2 separate regions of the Homo sapiens genome follow, and region 2 is linked to region 1. Evidence: chromatin contacts called from ENCODE POLR2A ChIA-PET data. All regions are on one chromosome and are shown on one strand. Each heading gives the region's core, a stretch centred on a gene start or an enhancer-like site at or near the end of the contact. The rest is flanking DNA. Distances are from core to core; before and after follow the strand shown. Region 1 has its middle 10 kb from the start of AMPD3. Region 2 overlaps IRAG1 (inositol 1,4,5-triphosphate receptor associated 1).

Region 1 (2,709 bases), core at 17-2,516:
GAGGGTAAAATGTATAATAGTAAACATTGGTGAAGGTTAGCTTTTTAGTTTTAGACTAAAAAAAAAGTAAAAATAAAAGTTTTAATTTTTCTTTTACATTTCAATGGAACATTCTACACCTCCTGTGAAGACCACTGATTTAATCTAACCCTTCCATTGCCTCAGTTCAACAAGAATACCACCTAACTAGTCTTCTGCCAATACAACCACCCCCCCGACCCCTCACCCCCTCTAGCTCTCACCCCCACTGTCACCCTCACCCCACCCCAAGGAATACCACCAGTCTCTCCTCCAGCTTCACACCAGGGACAGACATCCTGTGCTGTCAGCTCCTCTCCTCCAATCGGCCTGATGCTCCACTCATTCAGACCTTTGAACACCTAGGAAAGCACTTGGACCAGAGCTTCAGGTTACCTCCAACAATACTCTGACTCCTAATGCACTGGGGGATGGGGTTATTTGAGCGTTTTTGGAAGCCAATATCTGTTTGGGGTCTCTGTTCCCATGCCCTGACTTATGCTCCCTTCTGAATAATGGTTGCACAATGCATACATGTATACAAGATGGGCATGGCAGCCTCCGAAAACCCAGTTTCTCTACGACCTTTACAGTCTTCTCTGCTACAGAGGTCCAAATCTCCCCACAGGAGGCAATAAGAGAAGGACTCTGCTTCTGAGAGCACATTAGCAAAGCCTCATCAGATATAGCCAGTTTTCAAACCAAAGTGCCCTGGGGCCTTCTGCTAATTGAGTGGACAGAAATCATGGCATATGGCCTGACACTAGGATAGAAATAGGTACCTCAGAAGTACATGATGGCTGAAAGAAGAATAACCAGGGACATTTTCAGGGCACCACGTGTGGAAGGGCATTGCAGCCTACCCTGATGCTGTGGCATAATGAGAGTATAAGCCTTTCCCCCACCACCCCTCCACTCCAGTTTGAGCCTAATTCCTTCCCAGGATTTTAATCTGTGTAGTCAATCAGACCTAAGCAAACTGGAGTCTGACAATTGGCACAGCAGTCTCCTTACTGTTAAGATCTGGTTCCTTTTTTCTGAAATGGGTTTCTAGAAAGAAGAGAACCAAATCTGAGCACTTTGAAAATTAGTGCATGTGACAGCTAGGCCTCATCACAGAGTGCGTGCACTCAGGATTATGGCAGGAAGTGGGGAGGGGGGGTGTCCTGGGCACCAGGTCAGGAGACAACAAGAAGAGGGCTCAGGAGTAGGACTGGGCTGAGTCTGTTTCGGGGAACCTTGGGTCCTTGAGCTTAGAGTCCCTAACTCGTCACCAGACTGGAGTGAAAGAGAGTCATGAGTGGGAATCTGAAGCTTGGGGCCTACCACATGTGACCACAAAACCCTCCCTCCATTATCTAAGTGCATGGCAGGGGGCTGGTGCTCCCCAGGCATGGCTGTCTGCTGATAGGGACACAGTTTCTGAATCAAACTGAAGTCTGAAAATTAGCAGTCCTTTACTCCATCTAAGAATGACCTGTCGTCTCTACCTTCTTGCCAGGACTCTGTACAAGATCATCCTCAGCTACACAAGTAGAGTTTATTGCTCCAGGTCACCACTATCTTGTTTCCATGTTTGTGTATCTTTCATAGTCTCCAAAATGCCACCAGCAGCCTCAACATTACATTATTCTGGTGAGACTCTGCAGCTGAACATCCATAGATGAGAGTCACAGCTTCAAATAGAATTTCCCAAATTCTCTGCCCTCAATCTGCTTCAACTCTTCTGCCTTATCATCTGAAATTCAGACTTCAAATTCTAGGCTGACCATAGCCGTCTAAAATTTTTGGAAGCAGGGAGAGGGAGGTGAGTAGAGTGGAACTCAGGTGAGGCTATGACCTCTGTCTCCCAGAGATGCAGTCTCCCCCATTGCTGCCCACCTGCCCACCACACACACATTCCCCTTAGGCCATACTCTTTCCCAGGAGTCCTCCCTGGCTGTAGCTTCTAGTTTTCCTAGTCTCAAGCTACCTTCGTCCTGGTGCCTTGTTCAGAACTGCTCACCCAACCATTCAATGGGCAATAGGGTCAAAAGCTGAATCTGGAGTGAGGGTCTGTAGCCTTCCTGTCCCACGGTGTTTGCTTCCCAGTTGAATGTCAGACTCCAGGGGCTGGCCACCATCAGCCTTCGACAGTACCATCAACACTCAATACATCCACAGATCTGTGCATTCTACCAGGGACATCTGGAGGAAGGGGTGGCTAAAATTATACCAGAGAAAAGCATGGGGATTTTTCAAGTTCCTGAATTCCTGTTATTTAAAAAGAAGCCGAACTATGACCTCACTGGGGCTATAACATCTCTGGGTCAGGAAAGAGGGCTCTATTTAAGAATTTAATTTGGTAGAAGCCTAAACCTCAGCATTACGCAATATGCCTATGTAACACACCTGCACATGTACCCCCTGAATCTAAAACAAAAATAACAAAAATTTTTAAAAAATTTTTAAACATTTTTTAAAGAATTTAATTTGGGAAATCAAAAAATTGTGATGATTGTATGACATTGTGAATGCAATTAATGCTGCTGAATTGCACATGCAAAATGGTTAAAATGGCAACTTATATATATATTTTTACCACAGTAAAAAATTATCAAAAGAACAACAAAATTAAAGATTGAATTTTTTTAGAAACTGTTATTGCAGAACTTTACTATTTCTTTGGAACATTAAGTATGAACAGGGCAG
Region 2 (2,700 bases), core at 180-2,679, 140 kb before region 1:
ATCTCCCTAAGCAATCTTGTCTATCCCCGTGGCTTTAAATAACATTTATGTTCTGATGACACCAAATGAATATCTCCAGCTAAAACTTCCCTGACTCACTTTGGTGAATTCAACTGTCTACTTGACATCTCCCTTTGGATACCTCACAGGCATTGCAAATGTCTCTTGTCCAAAAGTTAACTCCTGCCACACTGCCTCTTTTTAAGTTCTCAAACAACTCAGCACCTTTTGTGTCTCAGAGTCTTTACATAACCCGCATTCTCTTCCTGGAATGATCTCTCCTCTGCTTTTTTACTGAGTTTTGCTTTGTCATCCAGGCTGGAGTGCAGTGGTGCGATCTCAGCTCACTGCAACCTCTGCCTCCAGGCTCAAGCGATTCTCTTGCCTCAGCCTCCTGAGTACCTGGGATTACAGGTGTGTGCCACCACACCTGGCTAATTTTTGTATTTTTAGTAGAGATGGGGTTTCACCATGTTGGCCAGGCTGGTCTCGAACTCCTGATCTCAGGTGATCCGCCCGCCTTGGCCTCCCAAAGTGCTGGGATTACAAGCATGAGCCACCACACCCAACCCTCTCCTCTGCTATTAATACATCTGACTTCTCATCCTTCAGGCCTGTGCTTCAACTTCAGCACCTCAGAGAGGCCTTTTCTAACTATTCACTCTAAACACATTCTCTCCTTGTTATTTTCTGTCACTGTACAGAATTTCTTTCATAAAAGTTATTATTTGTAATTAATCACATATTTTTTCTTTCCTTTTTTGGGGCTTTTCCTTCTGCTAAGTTCCATGTTGGTAAAAACCATTTCTTTATTTTCTAATGTGCCCCCAGCACATTACAATGTGCCTGTGGCTTAGTCATGCTGAGTGGATATTTGAAAAGATGAGTGGGGGTCTTCAGGTGAAAGATAGACAACAGGAATGGAATGACCTTAAACGTGCTGGTCTGCCCCCATTTTCCTCATCTCAGCGCTGTAGATCACCCATTACAGCATCTCCTGGAATAAGAATAAACGCCAGTTTGGGAGCATGAGGAGAAGGGGAGCTGGTGAGGTATTTAATGGGCTGGGGAAAATTCATGGACTAGGACCTTTATAAAATCTTGTCTCAGGGTAGAAGGATTGGGAAAAAATCTGAAAGTTACTGAAAAAGCCTGAGTTTCCTCACTCCTAATCAGGAATCGGGCCAAAAACATGGTTTTGTTTTTAGGCCTCCACCTTTTTCTGAAATGATGCCCTGTACTTCCCTCTTCTCACTAGTGGAAAGACAAATGGGGACCCAGATTGTGAAGCCTCTGCTCCTGCGCTGACCCTGAGCTGCCTGGAGGAGCTTAGTCAGGAGACCAAGGCCAGGATGGAGGAAGAAGCCTACAGCAAGGGGTGAGTCAGACCTCAGCCACCCCAAGGGCACCTGGCAGTTCTCAGAAGATGCCTTCCCATGGGTCTTTCTTGTTTCTTAGAGGCTTTAGGGAAGTAACCAGTGGCCGCAGGACCTCCTTGCCACAGGAAGGAACTACATAGGAAAGAGCAAGACTGTTCCACAGGAAGGACAGGAGGAAGCAGGGTCAGAGGGTGTGGTTAGACAATAACAAGACTGCCCTCTTTTTAGGCAGAGAGCCACCAGAATGCCACCGCTCAGAATAGTCTGGAAATCAGGGGTCCTGGATGGGTTCCTCTTGGTGGTGCCTGAGGCTTCCTGACACGTGCTCAAAGCAGTCATGTTGCTGCCAGCAGTGCCCAGGAGCAGCTGCAGCTCTGCTCCCTAGAACTGCTTTGGTCACTCCTTCCTCCTATAAATGGAGTCTCTTCAACTTCGAACTGCCTCCTCCTCCATTTGAGCTTCAATAGCACCCATGGCCAGTTGTCAGCACTGGAGAGACCAAGTCCTGAGCAGGTACCAAGCCTCAAGGTAGAGAATCACCTCCAACCATGTATGGTGCCCTATGCGTCTCCTGTCTCCATAGCTCATGAGGAAGACATAGCTTCCCACTGGCACAGAACCCATGGGCTTCAGTGGTGGGTTTGCCCAGCCAAACTGCTAGTGTTAGACACTCAGCATAGGACAAGTGAACAGAGTATGTTTGGGGTAATATTGACCCTGGGGGAGAAAAACCACAAGGGTTTCTCTTTGAAAGCGTGCCTTTCTCACCCACCACTGTGCTCTATCCTTGGAATTTATGGGCATGAACTCCTTCATTGGTTTCGTAAACATTTACTGAGTACCTCTCTAGATCAAGCCATGTGCCTGGCACTTGCAAAAATCATTCCAACGCCCTGTGAAATGAGTGTCACCCTCTCTCTTTTACAGATGAGAGGCTGAAGCTCCACGGTCACATGGAGAACAAATACAATCTTAGCCCTACGGAATGTTTTGTGGGTTAAGAACCCAGTCAGGAGACCCTGCACCACATTTTTTCCCTGTCAGTTTTGTCACACTTTCACATAAACAGGAAGGATGACTGAGGAGTGAGGGGAAATGGTACTGGCGTGAGCTGCCTTAGGATTCAGTGGAGCTTCCCAGCTTTTTCCTGTTTTGTGGAACCATAGGAAGCACATAATTATTGGAGGTGCTGCTCAAGTCCCCTCCCCTAGGAACTCAGGAAAGGATGCACTGCATCTGCCCTTTCCAGACTCAACTGTTCCTTTTTGCCCCCCAGATTCCAAGAAGGTCTAAAGAAGACCAAAGAACTTCAAGACCTGAA

What was found. ChIA-PET counts read pairs that join two places held with the same protein, here RNA polymerase II (POLR2A).
Region 2: POLR2A ChIA-PET joins it to region 1 with 11 read pairs in Panc1. The contact joins two enhancer-like sites. POLR2A ChIA-PET finds 5 or more read pairs at or near these places in 4 of 52 experiments (AG04450, MCF 10A, Panc1 and 1 more).

What each region holds. Positions count from the first base shown.
Region 1 is chr11:10,443,593-10,446,301 of GRCh38, reverse strand. No RefSeq gene overlaps it. Among named protein-coding and RNA genes, the nearest start is that of AMPD3, 10 kb to the left of the region's middle. RefSeq lists enhancers at 995-1,054, 1,075-1,354. Within about 2 kb of position 1,266, at least 2 of the 41 ENCODE cell types and tissues checked have a DNase peak (open chromatin) inside an H3K27ac peak, as active enhancers do.
Region 2 is chr11:10,580,545-10,583,244 of GRCh38, reverse strand. It overlaps IRAG1 (inositol 1,4,5-triphosphate receptor associated 1), which reads left to right. Exons shown (of 21, transcript NM_130385.4): 19 at 1,259-1,378; 20 at 2,656-2,700. All of the region lies in intron 1 of IRAG1-AS1 (IRAG1 antisense RNA 1), which reads right to left. Among named protein-coding and RNA genes, the nearest start is that of LYVE1, 13 kb to the right of the region's middle. Within about 2 kb of position 1,429, at least 19 of the 41 ENCODE cell types and tissues checked have a DNase peak (open chromatin) inside an H3K27ac peak, as active enhancers do.